Linked DNA regions of Homo sapiens: region 1 is linked to region 2. The links are chromatin loops, found by intact Hi-C in ENCODE. Cell type or tissue: heart left ventricle. All regions are shown on one strand. Links, peaks and the distances in the headings refer to the core of each region. The heading gives the core; the rest is flanking DNA. Region 1 has its middle 730 kb from the start of LINC00374. Region 2 holds the start of PCDH17 (protocadherin 17).

Region 1 (8,628 bases), core at 388-8,387, 1.3 Mb after region 2:
TAAAATTGGGAAAATGCTGATATACAATATTAAAATATACATCATACTGTGTCCAGAATTGGTGGGTTCTTGGTCTCACTGACTTCAAGAATGAAGCCGCGGACCCTCACGGTGAGTGTTAGAGCTCTTAAGGTGGCGTGTCTGGAGTTTGTTCCTTCTGATGTTTGGATGTGTTTGGAGTTTCTTCCTTCTGGTGGGTTCGTGGTCTCGCTGGCTCATGAGTGAAGCTGCCGACCTTCCCAGTGAGTGTTACAGCTCTTAAGGCAGTGCGTCTGGAGTTGTTCGTTCCTCCCGGTGGGCTCGTGGTCTCGCTGGCTTCAGGAGTGAAGCTGCGGGCCTTCGCGGTGAGTGTTACAGCTCATAAAAGCAGCGTGGCCCCAAAGAGTGAGCAGTAGCAAGATTTATTGCAAAGAGCAAAAGAACAAAGCTTCCACAGTGTGGAAGGGGACCGGAGCGGGTTGCCACTGCTGGCTCGGGCAGCCTGCTTTTATTCTCTTATCTGTTCCCACCCACATCCTCCTGATTGCTAGAGCCCAGTGGTCTGTTTTGACAGGGCGCTGATTGGTGCCTTTACAATCCCTGAGCTAGACACAAAGGTTCTCCTCCTCCCCACCAGATTAGCTAGATACAGCGTGTCCACACAAAGGTTCTCCAAGGCCCCACCAGAGTAGCTAGATACAGTGTGGATTGGTGCATTCACAAACCCTGAGCTAGACATAAAGGTTCTCCAAGGTCCCACCAGAGTAGCTAGATACAGAGTGTCGATTGGTGCATTCACAAACCCTGAGCTACACACAGGGTGCTGATTGGTGTATTTACAATCCCTGAGCTAGACATAAAGGTTCTCCAAGGTACCCACGAGACTCAGGAGCCCAGCTGGCTTCACCCAGTGGATCCCGTACCGGGGCTGCAGGTGGAGCTGCCTGCCAGTCCCAGGCCATGCGCCCGCACTCCTCAGCCCTTGGGTGGTCGATGGGACTGGGCGCTGTGGAGCAGGCGGTGGCGCTTGTCGGGGAGGCTCTGGCCGCACAGGAGCCCATGGAGTGGGTGGGAGGCTCAGGCATGGCGGGCTGCAGGTCCCGAGCCCTGCCCCGTGGGAAGGCAGCTAAGACCCGGTGAGAAATCGAGAGCAGCGCCGATGGGCTGGCACTGTTGGGGGACCCAGTACACCCTCCGCAGCCGCTGGCCCAGGTGCTAAGCCCCTCATTGCCTGGGTCCGGCAGGGCTGGCCGGCTGCTCCCAGTGCAGGGCCCGCCAAGCCCACGCCCACCCAGAACTCCAGCTGGCCCGCAAGCGCCCAGCACAGCCCCAGTTCCCACTCGCGCCTCTCCTTCCACACCTCCCTGCAAGCTGAGGGAGCCGGCTCTGGCCTTGGCCAGCCCAGAAAGGGGCTCCTATAGTGCAGCGGTGGGCTGAAGGGCTCCTCAAGTGCTGCCAAAGTGGGAGCCCAGGCAGAGGAGGTGCCGAGAGCGAGCGAGGGCTCTGAGGACTGCCAGCACAGTCACCTCTCAGTATGACACTGAAGAAGGAAGCTTTGATTTTTGTTTGATAAAGAAGCACACATTTCTCTCAGAGTAACTTAAGTTCTCCTCAGCAAATGCACATTCATGCAGTACACCCATAGAACAAAGAGAAAATAAGACTGTATTAATCCTTAGTAATTGGAATAGTGATTTGGGAATTAAACCACCTTCATTCTGTTCACTAATTCTTTATGTAACCATAGTCTGGGAGCTAACTTTCTGCTCACCTTAACATCTATATCAGTAGTATGACAATAATACTTCTTATATTAATACAGCATCCTGCCATGCCATTAAATAGAGCTCAAGCCTAATTTTGAAGGCCTAAAACAAAAAAACACGTACTATATGTGAATTGATACCTGGCCCCACGTTAAAACAAAACTAAGCTTTCATAAAAGCATTTTTCTCTGCCAGGCCCTTTATAACTATGTTTAAACATGCAATATCTTTTCTAATTGTTTTTCTTTACTTCTGTACTTCTACATTGATGATAAAAATGAACTTCAGAGACACGTTAAGAATGATTCCCGGCTCCTGTAATCCCCAGCTACTCGAGAGGCTGAGGCAGGAGAATGGCATGAATCCAGGAGGCGGAGCTTGCAGTGAGCCGAGATCGAGCCACTGCACTCCAGCCTGGGCGACAGAGCGAGACTCCGTCTCAAAAAAAAAAAAAAAAAAGATAATCATTCCCATATAGATTTTGCACTGTAAAATAAATGTCTAATTACAATGGGAGTATTTGTAAGTGATTTATCCAAGTGGAAGGAAAACATAACAGATTCTGTCTGTCCTGCCATTGAAAGTTCTTCTGAACATGGGCAATTGCTAATTGTATGCTCAAGACAACAACAAAATAATTAAGACAGAACAGGCTCCCTTCAAACTAGGAAGTGATGAGTTTCATACCAATAAAACATACACACTTCACAGTTTATTAAATTATTCACGTGACAAATCCAAACAATATGAATATTAGATAATATTTTAGTTAGAATAGGACTTACTTAAGCATGTGGGATTAGTATACTTTGTTCAATGTTATATATAATTATACTATAAAAGGTATAATTTAACCCAATATTTAAGTAAACTAATCTTAGGATTTTCATTTTAGAGCATAGAAATGCCCTAGAAATGAGGTTAAATCTAACCAAAGTCGCACCATTTATTACTTTGGGTTACCATATCACTAACCAACTTAGAAATTAGACTAAGGACAAATTTTCCCTAAATAGTTAAAGAAAATAAATTATGTTAAAGTATATATTCAAAATGACTGTAACTTCAAAGCACACAAACTTAAATAGGTATAGAGATAAATATGGAAAGAAACAGGCTAATTCACGTGTGTTCTGTACTCGCTAAATGTCTTTATAATATTCTTTCTATCTATATGAATGCAAGTACATCAAATTTTCACAGAATTTTACCAATGAATAAATTGCATACTTTTTAATATGCACAAAATTGCATGCTTTTTAGGATGAAATAGTAGAGATATTAAACAAAAATGACTACCTGTTGCATATGTCACTAATAAAGTTCTCAAAAACCAAAGTTGAGATTTAAGAGTTCTGTGCTCCTTGTTCTGCCACAGATTGCCAGAGCATTCTATTCTTTAGATAATATATTAATTGTATTGTATAATTATACCATGTGAGGCTAATTATTTGATGAGCAATCATGAATGCAAACAGAAATAATCCAAAACTTCCCACCAAACACCTTTTCAATTAAAATATGTCATTACAAAGCTCAATATCCATTTCAGGTCTCTCTTCACTATGAATTTCCAAATAGCTTAATAGCTGATCTTATTTAAAAATGCTTTATACTTTTCATTTATTCCTTGACAAATGTATATCTGAAATTCTAAATCTCGTCATTATAAATGTATGATTCTCAAGCTGGATAAAACATAGTCAGAATTTATTCCAAAGATGCTGCTAATAAACAACAGCGAGAATTATTAGATACCACACTATGTACTTAGCTCAGAGAACTAAGTCGTAATTACATTCATGATTTGTATTATGTGCATAAAATATAGATATATGGGTAATAATATATGTATATATTTTTAAAAAATCAATTTATATTGAATTTCACAGAGAACAAATGATTCAAGATTTAAGAGAGTGTATGACATAAGTATAATTCTATATTTGTAAAAAGTCTGATAGCACGCTAGAAGTAGAAAAGATTTTCTCTAGCAGGTTTTGCATCGTGCTATATAAAAAAGATATATATTTTCTCTTTTTTTGCTTTTAATTATTTTGTTTTTTTGAAAAAAAAATGGACCCCTCCCTATATGCACACTACTTCTTACATAGCCAAGACTTCCCTCTTGTGGCTGGTTGATGTTAATATATACTTCTTTATTTTTTTAAGTGACCACTTTTTAAAATTGTTTCAGCAAGGAAACTGAAAAGACAAAAGTGCATAGCTTAAGATATGTGAAGTCAAAGATAAATACAATATAAGTTGAGTAAGCTTATCAGATTCTCTGAAATATTCTAGATTTTTAATTTTTCCAGTTAAATTTTCAATATTCTTTCTAACACTTCCTTTAATACCTTTGCCTTCCTGAGTATTAATATCCTACTTCTGCTCCTGACTTAAATTTCTAGGAATGTCACTTTAATCAAAAACTATTAAATAGCTTTTGAAATTAAGGACGTTCTATGTCATTTAGACTGTGTTTCTCTGTCCAAATTTAAGTAGATCAAAAAAATGGAAAACAAAGTAATTTTTATTAACATTGCTTAAAAAAAAAAAAGCCCTGACTTTCTTGAAATTTAGAATTTACCAGGTAAGAATGTGAGCTGAGAAGAAAGACTTTAACTTTTAAGTCACTACCATCTTGAGTTAGAATAAAAACTTCACTTGTACATGGAAAATTGGTAAAATTTAGAAACACTAAGGGGAAATAAAGAGAAATGGAGAAACTACTTCAGGTGTCTTGCTTTACAATTCGTGTATCAGTTAATACTCATAAAACCCTGAGATTATGCTGCTAACTTCCTTCTTGTAGATGAAGAAATTGCTGTTTTGATAATTTTCATGAATAAGCCCCAGCCTGGAACACTAAACTTTTCGCCATCAGTTGCTATATTAGTTTTGCTAAAAAATTTTCCCTTTTTTTTTTGCCTGTGCTTTTTCTATCTAAGCATCATTCTCAACATTAGTAATATTGAAATAAAGAGGTTAAATGGTTTGGTCAAAATTACAGAAAAAAATTATGGCCCATTTAGGAAAATAAACCACACAGATTCTTTACCTCAAAGGGAAAATATTAAGGATATATTTTCCTTTATGACAATAGGCTTTACCCCATTCTAGCTGAGATGACTATTCCTTGGATGTTGTGAAAAAGCACCTATCCAGAGTGAAGTAAAAATAGCAGAGGTGCAACAGACTTGCTTAGCATGAGATTCAAAAGTAGTCTGTTTTATGATAAAAGGAACTCCAAAATATTTTTTAGAATAAAATTGCAAGAACTAGAGGTAACATATTTAAACATTTCTATAAAACTAAAGCTTAGAGATGAACTCAATCCAGGAAAAAGCCATCTGAATTATTAAACAGCTTGTCAGCATTTGCTATTTCAGGGAGGAAAGCTAGTTGTTATGCCTCCTTTTTGATGAGGTTTAGAGAAAAAAAAATTACCTTAATGGCACAATATAATTGAGGCAACAATTCACATACCATCGCCTGTCATATATGATGAATTCCAAAATATGATTGCCACACTTTAGAAGACTCATTCTTCTGAAAATTGTAAAGCAAAAAAGGGAAGATTTGAAAACATGTAATATAAAAATTAAATTATTCTTCTGAGAATGAAAGTGTCCTATAGGAATTAGTATGTTAAACAAGAAAACTGCTTTATAATCACCTAGAAAGTTGTAATACATTATCATTGATTGTTCTTGAGTTTATTTTCTTTGCAGCAATCTGTTTCCAGTGATCCATAATTAAAGCCATTCTAGGCATGAATAAATACGTAAGAAGGGTTGAAATCTGACATTATTTAAAATATTATTTTCCCCTCTATTTTAATGAACAAGAAGTGATCTCAGAAATATTTGCTCGCTAATGCTGGCAGAGATTTAAAGTTAACAGTGAACATGAAACTTCCTTTACATTGCTAGGGCAAACTATCTTAGAGGTTTTTGTTCTTCAGAGCTGAACACGCTTTTTGAGTTTCAAATTGTTTGAGTTATCTTTAATTCCATTAGAAATAAAGCATGAGACAGTAAAAACTGCTCTATCTGAGAAATATCATCTTTCTTAATTCAGTGTCATGGGGAATCTTTCAGAGGAATATCAAGGGTTGTCAAATACTGCTAAACCAATGGGCCATATTAGATTTAAACCATGATGCATACTTCTGTTGAAAGCAGTATTATATTAGTAGAGCATACAATAGACTTGAATACAGAAGACAAATCTGGCCATGTATTTGTCATAAGGTATGCACTCATAAGTTCTCTATTATTTCAATTGTCATAAAGTAACAAATGCATCTTACTGAACTCTTTTTTGTTAAAAAGGAAAAGATAGATACGTAATGCACCCTATGTTAACAAAGATACTTTAACAAAATAGGTCATGTCTACAGGGTTTAACTAGACATTAGACCATGAAATACTTGAGTTCTTACCATTACAACAGTGACAAATTGGTGATTTCAAATCTCAGTTAGCAATTCTGTAGTGAGGTGAAAAGTTCATTGTTTCTTGGTTTTTTGTTTTGTTTTGTTTTGGTCATACTTGGCAACCATGTTTCAAGGAATAACCTATTTCTTCCTCATATAGTTTTGGCTACTTAGATTATCCCCTGAGTCATGTTTTTGGTAATTAAGCCTCCATATACTTGTAAAAAATAATGAATCCATTCTGCACTCAGTAGCTTAATTCATTTTTTGAAAGAAACGATAGAAACAGTTTTAGAAAAAAATGCCACATCAAAAAGTGGAAAATTGTAGTGGACAAACTAAGAAACCAACAGTCAAGAGCATAAATCCAAAAAGCATGGCATAAATCAACTTTGAGAAAATATTAATAATACAGGAATTTTATATAATGTGTCATATTTTCTAAATATTCAATTTTAATATTCAATATTCAATTTTATTCTATTTTTCATAACTCTTTAAGCTAAGAGATATCCATTTTTTAAAAAATTAAAACCTTGTTAATTGTTGTAAGCTTAAGCACAGTAGGGGCAATGAAATTAAAATTCTAGATTGATGGGTTTGCATTTTATTTCATTTTATTTTTATTTTTATTTTTGGTAGAGACCGGGTTTTCACCATGTTGACCAGGCTGGTCTCGAACTCCTGGCCTCAAGCTGTGTGCTCACCTCAGCCTCCCAAAGTGCTGGGATTACAGGCATGAGCCAAAGTGCCTGCCCAGTGGGTTTGCATTTAAAAAGAAACAAAAACTCTGAAATCTACTATGAGTTCCTGAGCAAGTGTATGACATCATTTTTTTAAACAATCTTAGCAACACTGTATTCTTACTTTGATATATAAAATGATGTTGAAGAAATTGAAAATGCTCATTCTGAAGAAAAAAACTTTAAGAACATAAATTTGGAAGGACCGTGTTGTAAAATAGATTTATTCCTTTTTTTTCCCAAATGGCAGAATAATAATCATTAGGAATTTGTCACAAGGGAGCTTATGTAGGCTTCAATGTCTGATAATTTGTGTCCTAGAGAGGGGAGTTTCCCATTACTGTGAAGCCTAATTATGTAGGAAGTAGCAGGAATTTTCAAACTAGAGTTCTGGAGTCAGAGTCTCAGGTTCAGATCCCAGTTCTACCACTGAGATTGAGCACTGTGGATAACAAAAGTACCTACATTGTTAGGTTGTTGAGGAATAAATAAGACTTAAGAAAACACTTAGCTCAGGAACTTTACACATATAGCGTAAGAGATCAGTAGGCCAGGTGCAGTGGCTCATGCCTGTAATCCCAGCACTTTGGGAGGCCGAGGCGGGTGGATCATCTGAGGTCAGGAGTTCGAGACTAGCCTGACCAACATGGTGAAACCCCGTCTCTACCAAAAATACAAAAATTAGCCGGGCGTGGTGGCACACATCTGTAATCCCAGCTACTCGGCAGGCTGAGACAGGAGAATCTCTTGAACCCGGGAGGCAGAGGTTGCAGTGAGCTGAGATCGTGCCATTGCACTCCAGCCTGGGCCACAAGAGTGAAACTCTGTCTCGAATTCAAAAAAAAAAAAAAAAAGAGAGAGAGAGATCAGTAAATTTTAATTATTATTATTTCCCCCACATACAAGCTTCCTTCTGCCTAGAAGGCACTGACAAACTGCTAGGCATTAAACAATGAGGTATCACCTAAAGTATAAAGTTAAATAAGATGGTTCGTGCTTTTGAGAAGTTTATTGTTCTCAAATTAAATAAAATGTGAAATCATTTTAACATGACCTGCTATGTGCTAACCAGAGACTGCGAAAACAGAGGAGGCAGACACTGGGCTCACCTGAATTTCTAAGCAGGCTTGCTCTGCAGCTGCTAGGATGCCCTCCAAAGGATTCATGGCTCATAGTTGCTTTCTTTCTGTGTGCCCTAGATTTTGATCAGAACTGCGTAATTCCAAATTATTTAGGTGACGATTTCTACAGATGGCTAATCTCATCATTATCTTTTGCTTCATATGAGTGTCACTGTTAGAAGTAGCCTTGTGCTCAGTAATGACTTTACATTTTCTGCATAGAAAGCTCTAGAAATGAGGTCGGAAGTTAGGACTAGAACATTTATCTGAAAGCTGTGTTTCTGTGGCAAGTACATCCATTGTCTTTTTTATTAGGATGGGTTTGGGAGAAGTAACAGGGATAATGGGAATCCAACACCCCACAAGCCATTCCTTGATACCTCCACTGCTGAGTTTATAATAAAAAACAGAACTTAATCATTTTTAGTATTTCTCAAAATGTCATTTTATTCAAACCTGAGATTTAAAAAAAAACCCTGTAATTTTGAGAAACTACCTTTCTTTCACTATAGTGCATGCAGTTTGTCTTCAACATGATAAAGCATTTCTTCCGTTTCAAGAACCTTCTCCACTGTCCA
Region 2 (8,628 bases), core at 155-8,154:
TTTTCTTTGAAGGCTGAATGATTCATGTTACACACTTGTATGTTAGTCATTCACAATTTATAAATGGCAACTTCAGTATTTATGAATTGCGATCAATACTCTAGCAATCAAACACTCACCTTTTCTATTTCAATACTTCAATTTTCTTTTTTGTTCTTAACTCTTTCTCAGAACGGCTGGATCACGAGCAAACCAGTCTCCAGTTGCAGATGTTTGTGATAATATTTAGGGAAAAAAACCTCTCTGAGATTAGTAAATGAAGTTGGAGAATAAATAGATGAATCAGAAGTCGGCCTGTGTATGTGTGCTTGTGTATGTGGTGTGTGGTGGTGGTGTGTGTGTGTGTGTATATATGTGTGTGTGTGTTATGGCTTACAAAACAGAAATCTTAGATCTCCTAATGATTGGCCTTCGTGTTTTATACTTTTGTTTTCATGGATCTTTAGCAAATGCGGTTATCAATGGCTATTTGATCTTAAGGAGAAAAAATCAAATTGCAATGTGACACTTTAATAACAAGAATGGAGGTGAACAAAACACCGAAACTAGTGTGTGTGTGTGTGTGTGTGTGTGTGTGTGTGTCGGGGGTTGGGGGGTGGGTATCCACTTTACCTTGAACCTGGGCTGAGATGGTGAGGAAGGATGACCAAAAGGGGTAGAACCTTAAGTAGTATTTAGCCGGATTTGAGTTTACAAAGCTTGTATTGACAGTGAGCCTTTCTCCTTAAAGGAGAGGCTCTATTTCTCTTAAGAGACATAGCCTCTCTTTCAACGGGAGTCTGCTTTTCTTCTGAAACACTTTCATAATTAAGTGACTTTCCTTGCATAGGTGCCTGAGGACAGCTGATTTTTCTCAGAGGATGAAGAAAGTTACATATTGATTGCTGTTGCTCGCGGCATGTTCGTACCAGCGCGGGCAGAAACGGGCTCACGAGCGCCCTCGAATTCACACACACTCACCGAAATACACATCTCAGCCCGTGGAAGCGCATTCACACACACCCACGTACACTCCTCCGCACCTCATTCAGATGGGTCCACGCGGAGTCAGGGCTGCGCTTCCCTTGGCATGGGCGTGTGTGCGGCGAGGGCGTGTGTGCGTGCGTGTGTGAGAGTGTGTGTAGAGAAACCCTTTAGGCAGACCGCAGCTACGTTATTCTGCAAGCATACTGCGATTCCCGATTCCGTGTATGTAGGACCACAAAAAAATTAAATCGCTGTTAAACTTTTTTTTGTAAATTCTCTTTTCCGAAGGAAGGCGCTGGAAGAGCTACTCCCGGTGGTTAAAGGCCCGGGAGACCTGGTGGCGAATCCTGGGGCGCGTCCGCTTTGGCGGAGCGCTGGGCTCCGCTAGCCGGACTGGTTCCCCATCTAACTGATCTAATCAATGACTCCGAAGAGCCGGGGCTCCTGGCCCCGCCCCCGCCATCCTCTTCTCCGCCTCCCATTGGACGCGGGCCGAGAAGGCAGGGCCTTGCTCCTCGCTCGGATTGGCTGACAGGGAATCAGTATCAATGTTTAAGCGGCGGCGTGAGGTGAATAGAGTCAGTCAGCAAGAGACGCTGGGGAGAGAGCAGGGATCGCGAGCCCGGCGGATGCGGCAGCGGCGGAAGGCGGCTGGGGAGACGCTACTCCAACTGTTGAATTGAATTTTCACCTTTCCTTTCATCCGCTGCTTTGCTTGCGGAGATGGATTTATTTGCTTTGAAATCCGCATATCTTTCTCAGACTGTGGGGTGATCCCGGCAGACACCAGACTGAAAGAGACCACCCGTGACAGAAAAGGAGGAATTAAAAAAAAAAAAAACCTCCACAACAGACTGCACAATTAACTGTACACATCGATGTTGGACTTTGTGAATAGAAAAAATTGAGAGGAAAATCTTGAACTATGATGCGAGGCTAAGCTGGGAACAATTACTGGAAACCTGATTTTGTTTTTCCTTTTCCAAGACTCTGAAAAATTTCGGGGTACCTCTCGCCTAACCAAGAGGAAAGGTTTAAAAAAAATAAACAAAATAAATAAACCAATACACCTAGCAAAGCAGACGCCTTGTTTTCCAGAACCTCGGACTCCGGCAGAAAGAGGTAGAGTAAAAGTGCTGCTAGATTCAGCTTCACCTTCTTCCCTCCATCCTTTTCTCTTGCATTTTCTTTTTCCCCAAAAACATGAATCTGGTTTTTCTTTCTATAGACTGAGTCAGAGAAAGCGTTAGGAAGAAGCCGCAACTAATGTCTGTGAAGGGAGGACCATGAGGCGAGAGTGAATACGATTCGTTCCGCTGCTTCTGACTCATCCGGCAGATCGGAACACCTGCATTTCTGGATGTGTCATTCCCGTATGTCGAGGCGCCTCCAGAACCCGAAATAATGTGTAGACAGACCTGTGTCTAACATCCCCTCGGAGGGAGCTCCCCGGGGTAGGAGCCCCTGGCTGGACCGCCGCGGCCGCAGCTCTGCACCCCCTGCCCTCCCTGAGTCGCCCAGAAAAACTGAAAGAGAGACTGCAGAATGCATCACGCCAAACCTTGATGTGTTGCTTTCATCCAGCCCACTCCTCCTACTATAAGAGAAAATTGAAGGAAAAAAAAAAACACGTACTTTATTTGCTTCAAATATTCATCACTTTTATTCCTCGCCAAGGTTTTCTTTTCTAGATGAAGAGGACTGGGAGGCAGGGCTATTGGAAGGAGATGCTGAATAGAAAGAAAAGAGGCACTTGACAGCCCAGCCCTGTGAATGCAGAGACTGTTTCCCTTCTAGCGAGAGACAGGGAGAGTGTGTGTGCAAGGACTGGGAGGGAGGCTCCCCCTTCCTTTTTATTCGGCCTCCCCCCTCCTCCTTTAAATGTGCACGTCCAACCATGAGTTGCCTGTTGATTTCCCTTCGCCTGGGAAGAAAAGCAAACTGGAATTAAACTGCTTGGAGAGAAGTCCTTGCTCGCGGGGAGAGGATGGGATGGTAGCGGAGGCTACTGGCTTGGCGTAGAGAAATCAGAGAGTGTGTTCTACGAACAGAGGCGAAGATTTATCTCTCTACTTCCCCCCTCCCAATAGACTCACACAGCAAATGCTGATCAGGCTGTGGCTTTCTTGATTTCGGGGGAGAGCCTTTTCCGAGGAAGAGAGGGAGGAGCCTGGTGGGGAGAGGAAACTACAAATCGGGACACTAGTTCTTTACGCTGCATTTCCTCCCCTCCCTTTGGCTGCTCGGAAAGGAGAGAGAGGAAAAAAAAAATACGCTTGGCTGGTAGATGCAGTCCGCCGCCGCCGCTGCCTCAGCCAGCAATGCAAGATTAGATCTCTAAATGCAGCAAAACACTGCCTGAAAACAGACCGGCCCGCGCAGCAAGCAGACATTTCACGGTGCGCTGGGGAAGCTTCAAAATATATCTGTGACTCTGTCTTCGTTGCTCTTCATCCCCATCAATTTCATCACGGGAGGCGAGCAGCAAGTAAGAATTTCACTTTCGGATCTGCCTAGAGACACACCTCCCTGCTCCCTCCCCCACTCGATGTGAAGAGTATTCCGGAGTCTCCGGGCGGGAGTAGATTTGCAGCACCCTAGCGGGAGCGAGGAAAACCTACTGATTCTTTAGCTCATTATCATCTCTCCCAGACGAGATTTCCTTCTTATCGCCTGCCTCATCGCTCAAGTTTGAGCCTCCCGAAGTCCGGGCGGGAGAGACGAAACCCCTGGCTCACCCCCAGCCGCAGGAAGCCACCGCCTTGCTCCAAGCCCCTGCAGCTCTGCTGCACCGCAGCTTCTCACCCAGTGCGGATGCTGTAGATCAACAGGTTCAGGGAACTTGAGCAGAATAAGGAGAGACCACCGGGTGCCGCAGCTCGGGTGCAGAGGGAAAAAAGGACCCATAGACTTGTGGCTCGCGTCGCGCGCGCACGCTGCGCCAGGGCCCCAGGCTGGCGCGCACTCCCTCTCTGGCTCCTCCAGTCCGATTGCTCCTGCCCCCACCTTACAGGTCTGGGATGTACCTTTCCATCTGTTGCTGCTTTCTTCTATGGGCCCCTGCCCTCACTCTCAAGAACCTCAACTACTCCGTGCCGGAGGAGCAAGGGGCCGGCACGGTGATCGGGAACATCGGCAGGGATGCTCGACTGCAGCCTGGGCTTCCGCCTGCAGAGCGCGGCGGCGGAGGGCGCAGCAAGTCGGGTAGCTACCGGGTGCTGGAGAACTCCGCACCGCACCTGCTGGACGTGGACGCAGACAGCGGGCTCCTCTACACCAAGCAGCGCATCGACCGCGAGTCCCTGTGCCGCCACAATGCCAAGTGCCAGCTGTCCCTCGAGGTGTTCGCCAACGACAAGGAGATCTGCATGATCAAGGTAGAGATCCAGGACATCAACGACAACGCGCCCTCCTTCTCCTCGGACCAGATCGAAATGGACATCTCGGAGAACGCTGCTCCGGGCACCCGCTTCCCCCTCACCAGCGCACATGACCCCGACGCCGGCGAGAATGGGCTCCGCACCTACCTGCTCACGCGCGACGATCACGGCCTCTTTGGACTGGACGTTAAGTCCCGCGGCGACGGCACCAAGTTCCCAGAACTGGTCATCCAGAAGGCTCTGGACCGCGAGCAACAGAATCACCATACGCTCGTGCTGACTGCCCTGGACGGTGGCGAGCCTCCACGTTCCGCCACCGTACAGATCAACGTGAAGGTGATTGACTCCAACGACAACAGCCCGGTCTTCGAGGCGCCATCCTACTTGGTGGAACTGCCCGAGAACGCTCCGCTGGGTACAGTGGTCATCGATCTGAACGCCACCGACGCCGATGAAGGTCCCAATGGTGAAGTGCTCTACTCTTTCAGCAGCTACGTGCCTGACCGCGTGCGGGAGCTCTTCTCCATCGACCCCAAGACCGGCCTAATCCGTGTGAAGGGCAATCTGGACTATGAGGAAAACGGGATGCTGGAGATTGACGTGCAGGCCCGAGACCTGGGGCCTAACCCTATCCCAGCCCACTGCAAAGTCACGGTCAAGCTCATCGACCGCAACGACAATGCGCCGTCCATCGGTTTCGTCTCCGTGCGCCAGGGGGCGCTGAGCGAGGCCGCCCCTCCCGGCACCGTCATCGCCCTGGTGCGGGTCACTGACCGGGACTCTGGCAAGAACGGACAGCTGCAGTGTCGGGTCCTAGGCGGAGGAGGGACGGGCGGCGGCGGGGGCCTGGGCGGGCCCGGGGGTTCCGTCCCCTTCAAGCTTGAGGAGAACTACGACAACTTCTACACGGTGGTGACTGACCGCCCGCTGGACCGCGAGACACAAGACGAGTACAACGTGACCATCGTGGCGCGGGACGGGGGCTCTCCTCCCCTCAACTCCACCAAGTCGTTCGCGATCAAGATTCTAGACGAGAACGACAACCCGCCTCGGTTCACCAAAGGGCTCTACGTGCTTCAGGTGCACGAGAACAACATCCCGGGAGAGTACCTGGGCTCTGTGCTCGCCCAGGATCCCGACCTGGGCCAGAACGGCACCGTATCCTACTCTATCCTGCCCTCGCACATCGGCGACGTGTCTATCTACACCTATGTGTCTGTGAATCCCACGAACGGGGCCATCTACGCCCTGCGCTCCTTTAACTTCGAGCAGACCAAGGCTTTTGAGTTCAAGGTGCTTGCTAAGGACTCGGGGGCGCCCGCGCACTTGGAGAGCAACGCCACGGTGAGGGTGACAGTGCTAGACGTGAATGACAACGCGCCAGTGATCGTGCTCCCCACGCTGCAGAACGACACCGCGGAGCTGCAGGTGCCGCGCAACGCTGGCCTGGGCTATCTGGTGAGCACTGTGCGCGCCCTAGACAGCGACTTCGGCGAGAGCGGGCGTCTCACCTACGAGATCGTGGACGGCAACGACGACCACCTGTTTGAGATCGACCCGTCCAGCGGCGAGATCCGCACGCTGCACCCTTTCTGGGAGGACGTGACGCCCGTGGTGGAGCTGGTGGTGAAGGTGACCGACCACGGCAAGCCTACCCTGTCCGCAGTGGCCAAGCTCATCATCCGCTCGGTGAGCGGATCCCTTCCCGAGGGGGTACCACGGGTGAATGGCGAGCAGCACCACTGGGACATGTCGCTGCCGCTCATCGTGACTCTGAGCACTATCTCCATCATCCTCCTAGCGGCCATGATCACCATCGCCGTCAAGTGCAAGCGCGAGAACAAGGAGATCCGCACTTACAACTGCCGCATCGCCGAGTACAGCCACCCGCAGCTGGGTGGGGGCAAGGGCAAGAAGAAGAAGATCAACAAAAATGATATCATGCTGGTGCAGAGCGAAGTGGAGGAGAGGAACGCCATGAACGTCATGAACGTGGTGAGCAGCCCCTCCCTGGCCACCTCCCCCATGTACTTCGACTACCAGACCCGCCTGCCCCTCAGCTCGCCCCGGTCGGAGGTGATGTATCTCAAACCGGCCTCCAACAACCTGACTGTCCCTCAGGGGCACGCGGGCTGCCACACCAGCTTCACCGGACAAGGGACTAATGCAAGCGAGACCCCTGCCACTCGGATGTCCATAATTCAGGTAGGAGACTTTTAGCATAACTGGGAGTTCACTTTATTGCTGGTTTTGGAGCTGTCCTGAAACCTTTGGAACAGGGCAAGCCACTCTGCCAGCAGCAGTGAGGGGGAAAAATAATTAAATGAAAACGGTTTACACTTTTGACACTGTGTATACATCATATTCTACATATAACCCCTCCCATGTAAATAGTCTAAACTCTACCAAACGTAAATATCTTACTGTTTCATTTTAAAATTTATTTTTATAGGTTTAAAAATGTTAGCAGTGTTCAATAATAATAGCTTATTTTACTTACTTTTATTTGTTGGTTTACATTTCTTTTCATAAAAAGGAATTCCCAGAGCAGAAAAAAATGTTTTAGTTAATTGTCTTGAAAATATTTTTATTCTGTTTTTTTAAATGATGCCAAAAATGAAAGGAACTTATACCCAACTATTAAGAAGTTAACTTCTTTAAGTACAGAATAACAACCAGTCAGAATTTCAGAGTTCATTCAATTTGAACTAACTTTTCATCCTTAAAAAGTCAGCTTTATATTTTAAAGGTGCTTTAAAGAACATGAATCTCACTTATTCTTCATCATTACATTATGGTAAAACTGCAGCATAATGCATTAATACAGCTTAAGCTTTTCAAATGTGAGTTATACTCTGAAGCACTTTGAAAAGTTTGAATACATGCAGGCTCTGCATAATGACTAGTAACTATCTATGAAAAGTTTGTATTTGTTTTGTCCTGTGGTTACCGTGATCTGTTTCTTGGAGTCACTGAGGAATGAAAGGAATACAGCAGAGGACCAGAGGCTCATTTTGCGCTACTGAAAAAAGGAGGCAAAGTTACACTGAAGGCACTTGATGTGCCAAAATGAATTCATGATGCATTTAGTTTGCATAGTGTGTATATTAAGTATATCTAAGTGATATTTAATATATATAAGATAGTATGCTTCAAAGTTATTGATAATACCACAAAACTAAATGACTGACCCAGCTTGGACATAGATTCTAACAGCAGCAGGTGACTATACCATGTCTAGTCATTGTCTTGTTTCTTTTACCTACTATTGAGTTGTGTCACAGAAAAACTTCATTCTTGCTTATTATAATTGTATGTTGCAACAAATTACTCTGGATGAGCAGTATGTGGAATTCAAAATTGAGCTTAACTGAAAGTGACACCGCAAGAGGAAGATTAGTTTGGGGCAAGTGGAAATAATTTGTTCATAATGTTATGCTTTGAAAAGCAAATAACTTTTGATGACACTGGACTCAATAATGTTTTTATTGTTAAAATGGAGCAGTAATATTTCATAATCTTATTCTTTCTAACATAATAAGTATACCAAATACTAATACTTAGCAAAATATATTTTCCTATAATAGTATAATGTCCTTGTAAAACAATCTCACACTTGACACTACTAAATATTAAAATATCAATTGTAGTATTAAATCTCACTTCTAATAGTGTTTACTATACATCAGTAATCATAATTTTTTAAGGTCTATATAAAACTGAAAAAGAAATTCTCCACTTTAAAAAAATGTGGTTTCTATGAAAGTATTTCTGTGACTGTGTAAAACTGGTATTTATGATAATCAATACGTATTTAGAAGGAAATATTAAAACACATATTTAAAGATTTGCTACAGTCATTTTATAAATACACATATGTTAAATACCTTTCTTATATTTTTACCATTGAGAATTACAAAGATGTCACAGAGGGTTAATGCTTAGTCTTCCATTTAAAGTGCTGTGAGTTGAATTTTCATTTAGTTTCCAGTAAAAATGAAGGTGGTGCAGAATTTTCAACAAGCCTGATTCCTTTGTTAGACTAGTGGGGAACAATCTTGGATTGAAATATCCAGAGATTTTGAGAGATAGTGATACCTGTAGTATATTGCACCATGCTGTTCTTGAAGGTGGTCATTGCTTAAGGAGGAATAGGATAATGATTCCTCTCATTGACAGTAAAACTCAAGCCAAAGCAAATACACACGTGCGCACACACACACAGAATGTAAAGAGAAAACTTTTTTTAACATTCTGTTTCTTCTAGATTCTTAATTCATGC

Evidence for each region. Hi-C counts contacts between places; a loop is a spot of excess contacts. Peaks named below come from ENCODE experiments on the same cell type or tissue, not always from the same donor. Only the 100,000 strongest peaks of a DNase experiment are listed, where the experiment ranks them.
Region 1: a loop joins it to region 2, with 6 times the contacts of the local background. A loop is called at or near these places in 13 of 110 quality-filtered maps.

Annotation. Positions count from the first base shown.
Region 1 is chr13:58,957,235-58,965,862 of GRCh38, forward strand. No RefSeq gene overlaps it. Among named protein-coding and RNA genes, the nearest start is that of LINC00374, 730 kb to the left of the region's middle. In heart left ventricle, for the core only: a CTCF peak has its summit at 3,878 (motif pointing left); no DNase peak of the experiment used is centred there.
Region 2 is chr13:57,628,561-57,637,188 of GRCh38, forward strand. PCDH17 (protocadherin 17) reads left to right here and starts at 3,184. Exons shown (of 4, transcript NM_001040429.3): 1 at 3,184-6,551. The coding sequence starts at 3,987. RefSeq lists enhancers at 1,147-1,732, 3,691-4,370. In heart left ventricle, for the core only: CTCF peaks have their summits at 5,048 (motif pointing right) and 6,138; DNase peaks (open chromatin) are centred at 1,461, 3,771, 5,071, 6,411 and 3 weaker places; H3K4me3 peaks cover 7,494 bases; H3K27ac peaks cover 4,731 bases; H3K27me3 peaks cover 3,153 bases.